Linked DNA regions of Homo sapiens: region 1 is linked to region 2. Evidence: chromatin contacts called from ENCODE POLR2A ChIA-PET data. All regions are on one chromosome and are shown on one strand. Each heading gives the region's core, a stretch centred on a gene start or an enhancer-like site at or near the end of the contact. The rest is flanking DNA. Distances are from core to core; before and after follow the strand shown. Region 1 overlaps RBFOX2 (RNA binding fox-1 homolog 2). Region 2 overlaps RBFOX2 (RNA binding fox-1 homolog 2).

The links. ChIA-PET counts read pairs that join two places held with the same protein, here RNA polymerase II (POLR2A).
Region 1: POLR2A ChIA-PET joins it to region 2 with 11 read pairs in activated CD4-positive, alpha-beta T cell. The contact joins two enhancer-like sites. POLR2A ChIA-PET finds 5 or more read pairs at or near these places in 3 of 52 experiments (BJ, activated CD4-positive, alpha-beta T cell and activated CD8-positive, alpha-beta memory T cell).

Annotation. Positions count from the first base shown.
Region 1 is chr22:35,992,957-35,998,480 of GRCh38, reverse strand. The region is part of intron 1 of RBFOX2 (RNA binding fox-1 homolog 2); the gene reads left to right. Among named protein-coding and RNA genes, the nearest start is that of RBFOX2, 33 kb to the left of the region's middle. Within about 2 kb of position 2,885, at least 15 of the 41 ENCODE cell types and tissues checked have a DNase peak (open chromatin) inside an H3K27ac peak, as active enhancers do.
Region 2 is chr22:35,898,206-35,903,714 of GRCh38, reverse strand. The region is part of intron 2 of RBFOX2 (RNA binding fox-1 homolog 2); the gene reads left to right. It also overlaps the pseudogene NDUFA9P1. Among named protein-coding and RNA genes, the nearest start is that of RBFOX2, 130 kb to the left of the region's middle. Within about 2 kb of position 3,019, at least 4 of the 41 ENCODE cell types and tissues checked have a DNase peak (open chromatin) inside an H3K27ac peak, as active enhancers do.

The DNA.
Region 1 (5,524 bases), core at 1,636-4,135, 95 kb before region 2:
TGCTTGAACACGGGAGGCAGAGGTTGCGGTGAGCTGAGATCGCACCATTGCATCCCACCTTGGGCGACAAGAGCGAAACTCCGTCTCAAAAAAAAAACCTAATTAAGAAGTATCATTGGATGTTCTCTATGTGAGGTAGTGTGTGCAGGAAATGTAAGATCTAGGAGATGGTCTGTAAGGGCTTTTGATTGAGTTGGTTAGATGATATACAAACTCAGCCAAAATTAAATAAGGTAAGTTGATGGTGTAAAATATGGTATAGGGTCATACCTTGCTATTGTATTGGTGGGAAAGATAAAACTATATATAATATAAAATTGTATCAGAATTTAGTATAAAATTCTAGATTTGCTGTACACTTGGAAAGGAGAAGCATAAAGGAGAAAAAGAGGGAGATGCAAAATGTTAGCTAAGGCAACTGAAAAACTTTTTCTGACTTTTACATCTTTTTAACAAAGATGTCATTATTTTATTTTTTTGAGACAGGGTCGCACTCTGTCACCCAGTCTGGAGTGTGGTGGTTCGGTCACGGCTCACTGCAGCCTTGACTTCTCAGGCTCAAGCAGTCCTCCCACCTAAGCCTCCTAAGTGGCTGGGACTACAGGTGTGCCACCATGTCTGGGTAATTTTTTATTTATTTTTTGTAGCCATGAGGCACTATAGCCTAGGCACTGTGTTGCCCAGGCTGATTCAAACTCCTGGGCTCTAGCGATCTTCCTGCCTCAACCTCCCAAAGTGCTAGGATTATAGGTGTGAGCCACTGCATCCGACAGTTATTTTAATGTTAAGCCTGGGAGGCCAAGGGAAGTGTTCCTTTGGCCTTGGGAGCTGACTCAGACTTTCCTCTATACTCCCTCCGCATCTCAGTTCCTTCCACTATTTACAGGATCTCCTGTGGCTCTCTTTGGCAATTAGTTGCAAGAGGTCTTATATATATTGAAATGAGATGGAATGTAAATACAGTATTTAAAAATATTTGTGGAAGAAATAATTGAAGTTCTGTAGTGACAGGGCCACACTAGGGAGCAGAGAATGCATAGAGGGATTTTGAACCTTTGTACCTTACTTTAGGAACAGTGTTATTGATGGCAGGTGGGCAGCTGAGAGAGTTAGAGGAGATTTTGTTGGCTTTTAAATATATCTCTAGACTTCTGAAGGCAGCAGTTCTTCTATTCTCATGTATGGTTTGGCTGGTAAATTTTAAGGTATGACCGCTTCTATTGTGTGAATGTCTGAAAGAACTGTAGAATCCAAGACTGACCACTGAGGAATATGTGTTGATCAAAACCATTTGAGCTGTAAGCCCAGGGATTTTGAAGGGTGGATGTCTGGGTGTGTTAAGACCAGGTAGAGGAGAATGCTTATTAGTTTCCTAAGTCTCATATTATCAGAGCCCATTAAATCAATATTAGTTTGTATCAAATGCCAGTAAATCCCTATTCTTCCCTTACCTATCAAACTCTGAGAAGTTCTTTCTTAGGAAAGGTACCTGCTCTTCATTTTACCACAGTATCTGGACTTGTGGTGTCAGTCACCATTTTCTTCAGGACCTCAGGATTGATGTGTGGAGATCTACATCTTTTTGGCTGATAGGAAAGGGGATTAGACATCCTAAGGCTGGTTGCCCTCTAGCTGTGCAAATAAACACTCTTCTGACATTTCTTCCTTAATCAACAAAGCATTTATAATATTATCGTGTAAGGAACCATAGAGCAACCTCTCTTTCCTTGGGGCTATTTCTCTGCTAGATCTCAGCAGCCTCATATTTCCTGGTGACTTTTTTTTCTCTTTTTAAGAGCTTTATTCAAGTCAAAGGTGTCTTGCCTTTACAGTTGCCTTTACAGCTTTTTTTTTTCTTTTTTTTTTTTTTGAGACAGAGTCTTGCTCTTGCTCTGTTGCCTAGGCTGGAGTGTAGTGGCACAATCTCAGCTCACTGCAACCTCCACCTACCAGGCTCAGGTGATTCTCATGCCTCAGCCTCCTGAGTAGCTGGGATTACAGGCACTTGCCACCATGCCTGGCTGATTTTAATAGAGATGGGGTTTCGCCATGTTGGCCAGGCTGGTCTTGAACTCCTGGCTTCAAGTGACCCAACCACCTTGGCCTCTCAAAGTGCTGGGATTACAGATATAAGCCACCGTGCCCAGCCTTACAGATATTTTTTTTAAGATAATTCTTTCCTCACCTGTTGGATTCTTGTTTATCCTGTACCGTGGGAGACATATGGGTGAGGGGAATGGTATCCCCCATAGTAGATTGGATAATGATCTCAGGAGGTTTTTATTGGTGAATCAATTATTATTTTCTTTGTTAGAAGAAGAATCTTTAGTAAGAAGGGAGAAGAAACTTTTCATTTGGGAGAGAAAATAAAAACAAGCTTTGCTGAGGCCAGAATGGGATCATGTGTAATAAACTATGAATTCATCCTCTTTTTCCTCCTTCCCTCCTAGTTGCAGTTGATCTCACAACAGCTGTTTCCAGCTGTCCTCTGGATTTTGCCCAGGCCCCTTGGGATGGCTGCAGTGACTCACACAGCTGGGCTTTTTTCCATAATCGTCTGAATCTAGCTCCTCAAGAAGCAGGAGGAGGAGGAGGAAAAGGGTGACTTGGTTGCACTGGAAGAGATTTTCTTGTTGGTGTATTAGTCCGTTCTCACACTGCTGTAAAGAACTACCTGAGACTGGGTAATTTATGAAGAAAAGAGATTTAATTGACTCACAGTTCCAAAGCCTTAACAGGAGGCATGACTGGGAGGCCTCAGGAAACTTACAATCATGGCAGAAGGGGAAGCAAGCACATCTTAACCATGGTGGAGCAGGAGAGAGAGAGAGTGTGAAGGGGGAGGTGCCACATGCTTTTAAACGATCACTCGAGAACTCACTCATCCTGAGAACATCAAGGGGGATGTCTGTCCCCATGATTCAGTTACCTCCCACCAGGCCCCTCCTCTGACACGTGGGGATTACAATTTGAGATGAGATTTTGTGGGGGACACAGAGCCAAACCGTATCAGTTGGATCACTGTCTCCCGGCAGGCTCTGGGTTTGGTTTATTCTTGAAAGCTATGATCCTAGGAGATAACATTGCCGGCGGAGAGGAGGCAAATGTGTTAAATGGGGAAGGTTTTTGTGTTTGGAGAAAGGCAAATGTTCTTTCACTCAGTGTTTTTCCCCATTTATTTCCTTCCAAACCTTCTTATTCGGAACAAACTGCATCTTTCCATTTCAAATGGATGTAGCCTGTGTATGAGATGAATGGGTGACTGAATGCTGAGGGGAATATCACGTAAAAAGGTAGATGATGTTCTCTATACTCTGATGATTGGTTTTGATGTTTTGTAGGAAGTATTAGTTTCTTTTCAGTTCTTCAAAGTAGTTGTTCCTCTTTCTAACAGTAAGCACTGTCCTTTCCCTCTTTCTTTTCTTTCATGAAGGCTGTCCTTTCCCAGCTTGGGACCTGCTCAAATGAGATATCTCAGTAAAGACAATAAAAAGGATCCTTTAGTTATCTAAAACATTCTTTACTTTTGCCTCCCTGGGCTCTACACTCATGTTTCTGAAGGGGTAACAGGCTGTAGAAGAAATCCTCTAGACTTGCTGTGTAATATGGTAATACGGTAGCCACATGTGGCTATAGAGCTGCACTCTCAGGCCGGGTGCAGTGGCTCATGCCTGTAATCCCAGCACTTTGAGAGGCTGAGGTGGGAGGATCGCTTGGGCAACAAAGTGAGACCCGCATCTCTGTTCTTATATGAAATTATAATAAAAAATAAAAAAGCTAGGCATGGTACCTCACGCTTGTAATTCCAGCACTTTGGGAGGCCGAAGTGGGAGGATCACTTGAACCCAAGAGTTTGAGACCAGCTTGGGCAACATAGAGAGACCCCATTTCTACAAAAAATTAAAAAATTAACTGGGTATGGTGACACAGGCTTGTGGTCCCAGCTACTTGGGAAGCTGAGGTGGGAGGATCATTTGAGCCTGGAAAGTCAAGGCTACAGTGAGCGATGATCGTGCTGCTGTACTCTGGCCTGAGTGACACAGTGAGACCCTATCTCAAAAAATAAATAAATAAATAAATAAATAAATAAATAAAATGAATAAATAAAAGGATGCACTCAATGTAAAATACTATACACTAGATTTAGAAGAATTAGTACAAAAAAGAATGTAAGATACTATGTTGAGATTTTTAAAATATTGAGTATGTTTTAAAATCAACATGTTGAAATGCTAATATTTTAACTGTGTTGGATTCAATAAAATATATTCTTAAAATTAGTTTCACCTTTTTTTTTTTACCATTTTTAATATGGCTACTACAAAATTTTAAATTACATAATGGCATATATTTCTGGCTCTCATTATATTCCTATTAGCTTGCTCAAACTAGAAGGGGAAGTTACTACAATACTGGTGTGCTTCTTTCTGGTAGTCCTTGTTTTCAGAACTTTGGAGGGACCTTTAATGATTTTTTTGTTTGTTTTTTTGTTTTTCGAGACAGTCTCGTTCTGTCTCCCAGGCTGGAGTGCAGTGGCGCAATCTTGGCTCCCTGCAACCTTTGCCTCCTGGGTTCAGGTGATTCTCCTGCCTCAGCCTCCTGAGTAACTGGGATTACGGGTGCCTGCCACAGCACCTGGCTAAATTTTGTATTTTTAGTAGAGAAGGGGTTTTACCATGTTGGCCAGGCTGGTCTTAAACTCCTGACCTTAAGTGATCTATCTGCCTCGACCTCCCATAATGGCAGTTTGGGATTCATAACACAGTGCACTACAACATACCCTCCCTATTAGTTATTTCTCGCTGTGTAACAAATTAGCCCTACACTTACTGGCTTCAAACAACAAACACTTATTATCTCATAGTTTCTGTAGGTCAGAAATTTGAGACAACTTAGCTGTGTAGTTCTGTCCCAGGATCTCTCATGAGGTTTCAGTCAAGCTTTTGACTGGGCTGCATTTATCTGAAGGCTTGACTGAGGCAGGAGGATCTACTTAAATTTTTGCTTTATGCTGTTAGAAGCAAGTCTAGCTCCTCTTAAGGGGAGGAAAAGCAGGACCTACCTTTTGAATGGAGTAGTATCAAATACTTTGTGAGCATATTTTAAAACCATTACATCCACCTTTATTTTCTGCTATTTTCCCCTGTTAACATACCTGTGTTTTAATAACTGCCTCTGATGATGGTCAGAGTCCAGTGGCTAAAGTTCATTTTACCCTCAGCTGCTATTTCAGTATTACTTGGAACAATTCGATTCATTTTGATGATGCAAACTCTGACCTGTAATCAAAATGGTCCTTTTGAGGCGCAAAGGTGAATTTAGCTTTGCTTGGGCTTTTAACACTTGTATATGCATCTGTTTATGTCCTTTCTGTCTTATGTGTTCCTTAGTTGATTCTTAGTAGTGGAATAAAGCTGTTTGGACATTACATGGTAAATATGTTAAAACCAGTATTGTATTATGTTTTTGTATGTTATGTTTTGCTTGAGATTCAGAGCACTTAATAACCATTCTGTATCTCATC
Region 2 (5,509 bases), core at 1,770-4,269:
ATGAGGGGTGAAGGAAGGGTTTCTGGCTTTCATAATTGTCAGGTAGTACCAGGGGACTTCAAGGGTGGTGATGGTGGAGAATTAAGGACCCAATTTTGGGCATGTTGAGTTTGACATGCTTGTGTGACAGCTAAGTAGTCATATTGGAGCATGGGGAGAGGTCTCTGCTAGGGGTGTAACTTGGTAGTTATTAACATGTTGATGGTATTTGAAGTGATGGGAATGGATGAGACAACTTAGAGAAGATGACTCAGGATTGAACCCCAAGGAACACTTGCCTTTTAGAGGTCTGTCGAGGGAGAAGCCATAAAAAGATACTGAAACAGTAACCAGTGATGCATGAAAAAACAAAAAAAATGGCATTGTAGTATCTCAGAAGCCAGAAGAAGAGAATGTTTTAAGAAGATTGTCAGCTTTGTTGAATCCTGCTAAGAGGTCAGATAAATGTGGAAGTAGTAGACCTTGATAAGTTGATTTAATGGAGTGGAGGGCTTGGAAACTTTGTTTTGAGTAGATTGAAGAAAATGAGAAGTGAAGAAATTGAGACAGATATAGACAACAACTTTTTCAAGATAATTTACCCTGAAGTGGTGAGCAGGGAAATAGCAGGTAGCTGGAGGGAGATGAGGGGTCAAAGGAGAACTTTAAAAAAATTAGGGTTCATTTAATCATTTACTTATTATAGAACATTAGATTTAGTGGTAAGAAGATACTGTCTGAATGCTTCTCATTTAAAATGACATAGAAAATTAGCTAAGAGGTTGTGTGTAGTGGCTCATGGCTGTAATCCCTGCATTTTGGGAGGCTGGGGCAGGAAGATTGCTTGAACCCAGGAATTCAAGACTAGTCTGGGCAACATAGTGAGACCCGCCCCTTCTCTAAATTTTTTTTTTTTTTTTTTAATTAGCTGGGCGTGGTGGCATGTGCATGTAGTTCCAGCCACTTGGGAGGCTGAGGTGGGAGAATAGTTTGAGCCCGGGAGGTCAAGGCTGCAGTGAGCCATGATCGCACCACTGCACTCCAGCCTGGGCGACAGAGTGAGATCCTGTCTCAAAACAAACAGACAAAAAGTAAAATAAGAAAATTAGCTGAGAGTAGGTAGTGAAGAGTGAATGAGGGAGGTTTGAGGAGAAGCAAGAAATAGTCATTTTGGGGAGTAGGAAAGCTTTCAAGGGCAGCTTTGGTGGATTGCTTGGCATCGTTGAGTGTCCATTTGAGGTTTGTGATCATGAATATATAGTGAAGTCAGTCAGCTTGGTTATGTGATTTTTCTTCAGCAACATTCAGCTGATTGGGCATAGGCACTAGAAAAGGCAGACAATTGGATTTAACCAGGATTGGAGTTGTGTCAGGTGGCAGTGATGGAGAGGACAAATGATTGAGGGTATTTGCAAGGGAGAGATTGTAATTATGGAACACGGCATCAAAATTGGACAAAGAGGGTGCAGAACCGGAGTGGGTAGATAATGGAAAAGTGGTTGGGATGGGAGGACTTCATGACGTCAAAAATTGTAGGGAGGGGATACCAGAGAAAGCTAGTTAGAAGTAAGGGAAGTTCTTTGAGAGTATAATTGAAACGTAATAAGGAAAGATGGGTCTTTTAAGATGATGCAGCTTTTCTTCTCTTTTTTTTTTGAGACAGAGTCTCACTCTGTCGCCCAGGCTGGAGTGCAGTGGTGCATTCTCAGCTGACTGCAACCTCTGCCTCTAGGGTTCAAGCGATTCTCCTGCCTCAGCCTCCTGAGTAGCTGAGACTACAGATGCACCACCACACCTGGCTAATTTTTGTATTTTCAGCAGAGATGGGGTTTCACCATGTTGGCCAGGCTGGTCTTGAACTCCTGAACTCAAGTGATCCGCCTGCCTCAGCCTCCCAAATTGCTGGGATTATAGGTGTGAGTCACCGCGCCCAGCCAAGATAATGCAGTCTTCTGTTTTAGGGGTGGTAGCTCTGGGTTTCCTAATAACTGGGAGTAAGAGCTCTAACAAATCACTTAATTGCCTTTCCCAAGAGGCTAGCTTTGAGATGGACCGCTTTCTCCATGTATATATACATCTAGAGCTTAGTTTAGACATCATAGAAGGTAACCACCATTCACAGAAGTTTCTGGGTCTATTCTCTGAATGACATCAGTAGTAGCAGTGTTTTGGCCAGTGCACAAGTACAGTATGTGTACACCAACTCCCAAACCCTATCTCTGTCGTTTGTTGTTGTTTTTTACTTTTTTCTTGAGATGAGAGTTTTACTATGTTGCCCAGGCTGGTCTCAAACTCCTGAGCTCAAGCAAACCCTCCTGCCTCAGCCTCCTGAGAAGCTAGGATTACAGGCTCACATCACCACACCTGGCTTCATTTGTTATTTAAAGTCTTGGTAATGGGCAGAGGTAGAGTGCAGGGTTATTTATATCCAGGGTAAGTTTTTCAGTGATTTTTTTTCCAGTCTTGATTCAGTTTTGTCAGTGAATAGGTATGATTTAGTGGAAATGATCTTGGAGTCTTAAAAACGAACGTTGAACTTTTGGCTCTTTATTCACTAGCTGTGAGACCATGAGTATATTATGTAACCACTTTGGGCCTCAATTTCCTTTGATCTGTGAAAAAGATAACAGGGCCTGTCTTACAGAGATATTGTGAAGATGCAATGAGATAATGCATGCAAAGTTGTGGCACATAATATGCTCTGAGTAAATAGTAGCGGTTGGTGGTGTTACATTGAAACCAGCAAGTGGGAGAGGAATGTTCACTGTTTTGTCTTCCAGGGTGGTTTACATCCCCTAACTGGAAAGTGGCAGCCATATCTACGCCTTCTCCCATGAGTCGCTACTGCTGCATGTGGCCAGTGCCTCTGTCTAGACCAGCTTCTCAGATTTCGGTGTGCCTGAGAGTTACCTGGGGCTTTTGTTATCATATGATTTTGATTTTGTAAGTCTAGGGTGGGGCCTGAGATTCTTCAAATCTAAGGAGTTTCCAGTTGATGCTCATTCTGCTGTTGCTGGTCCATGTGTCACATTTGAGTAGCAGAATTCTGTTAGAGATTGCCCTGTGGGAATCCCTGCTATTTTAAGCTGAGAGGAAGTGAGGGAAAAAGAGCCTCATTCTTTCGACTTTTTTTTTTTTTTTTAAGTCAGCTTCATAGACAATACTCATACATCTCATTTCTCTACCTCAGTGTTGTTTTGGTGAGTCTGTATTGTCTCTACCAGTCCAGGAAGTGATAGGAATATAAACTATGTATAGAGGGTTGCCTCAGATTTCTTCTGAAGAATTTTTAGTGCCTGATTTCTCAGGTACATTTTTGAGAAATTGTGCTGGCTCCCCCGGTATACCTACTTCCCCCCGCTATCCTCTTACAACCACAGAGAAACTCGTATAAAACAAGTAGCCTGCCAGCCTGGCCAACATGGTGAAACCTTGTCTCTACTAAAAATACAAAAATAGCTGGGTGTGGTGGCAGGCGCCTGTAATCCCAGCCACTTGGGAGGTTGAGACAGGAGAATCACTTGAACCCGGGAGGCGGAGGTTGCAGTGAGCCGAGATCATGCCACTGCACTCCAACCTGGGCCACAGAGTGAGACTCCATCTCAAAAACAAACAAAACAAGTAGCCTCTTGAATTATTGGAGTCAGAGGCAGAGCATCTAAAATGTGGCTCCAGACCCTTTCTGCCCACCAGACTCACATTGCAAAATCCAGCATTTTTGAGATGTAGGAATTCAGGAAGCAAGGTTAGAATTATTGGCAATACCCATATTGCTGTCCCAGATTATCTGATTTTTCTTTCTCAGAAGCAAGCATGCCAGAAACTTCTTCTGTGGGCCCTCCTCAGAAGACTTTCTTTAGTGCTCAAATGGACACATTCTCTCCTCTGAACTAACAGATAGGGTGATAAGCTATCAGTCACAAAGTCTGATAACATGCTCTCCTGATAGAATGAAGTATGTGTGCATCTTAATCTCTGTGTATAAGACTGTGATTCTTTTTAGAGTCTCTTTATAGTGTGGAGTTTTTACACCTTTTTGTCTCTTAATGTGAATTGTATATAGCTATAAAGCATAGCTTTCCTTATTTGACTTTGATAATTGGAAATAAATTTTTTTCTTCTCCTACCACTTTGTTCCCCCTTTTTTCTTTCTTTCTTTTTTTTTTTTTGTTTTGTTTTAAAGGTAGAAAAATGTGAACATGCAGGAGCATGAATAAAAAAGATAACTTAGCTTCCCTGTGGGTTTTTGGTTTTTGTATGTTTTCATAAAGGTAACATACAGAAGAGTTTTATTTCTGACCAGACTGACCACCTAATTTTAAAGATTATGATCAGAAAAGAAATAGATGCATTTATAATAGGAATTTACAAGCCCTTCCTGTGGTTCCAAAGAAGTTTATGGTGGTTCCACCCATGGGAGTTTCAGAGGTAGTTTGCAGAGTTTTTGTGACATATTTAAACTTTTCTTTATTTTGAGGGTTTCTTTTCTTGGTATTTTTCTCCTGCTTTGCTGCAGGGTATGTCTTTTATATTTTATTTTATTTTATTTTTTATGTTTGTTATGTTATGTTATGTTATGTTATGTTATGTTATGTTATGTTATGTTATGTTATTTTTGAGACAGAATTTTGCTCTTGTTGCTCAGGCTGGAGTGCAATGGCTAGACCTCGGCTCACCGCAACCTCTGCCTCCTGGGTTCAAGCAATTCTCCTGCCTCAGCCTCCTGAGTAGCTGGGATTACAGGCATGCGCCACCATGCCCAGCTAATTTTTGTATTTTTAGTAGAGACAAGGTTTCTCATGTTGGTCAGGCTGGTCTTGACCTCAGGTGATCTGCCCGCCTCGGCCTCCCAAAGTGCTGGGATGACAGGCATGAGCCACCACGCCCAACCTTTTATCTTTATCCTATCCTAAACTTGATTAAAAGATAACACTATAAAATTACAGTATGAAGATCCAGAATTTCATTGTATTTATTTTATTGATACTTGGTTAAGAATGAATGACTGCCAGTGGTCATGGTGGCTCATGCTTGTAATCCCACACTTTGGGAGGCCCAGGCAGGTGGATCGCTTGAGGTCAGGAGTTCAAGACCAACCTGGGCAACATAGTGAAACCCCGTTTCTACCAAAAATACAAAAAAATTAGCCAGGCGTGGTGGCGTGTGCCTGTGGTCCCAGCTACTCTGGAGGCTGAGGTGAGAGGATCGCTTGAGCCTGGGAGGCAGAGGTTGCGATGAGTCGAGATCACGCCACTGCACTGCAGCCTGGGCTACAGAGTGAGACCCTGTCTCAGAAAAAAAAAAAAAAAAAAAAAAGGATTGTGGGAGAAGATGGCGGCCGCTGCACAATCCCGGGTTGTCTGGGCCCTGCCAATGTCACATTCTGCCATTACTGCAATAGCCACATCCGTGTGTCACAGCCCACTCCATTGCCAGCTTCATCATGCCCTCATACCTCATGGGAAAGGTGAATGTTCCTCAAGTCAGTGGGATTGTGGCCACTGGGTTTGGAGCAACAGGATTCCTGGGC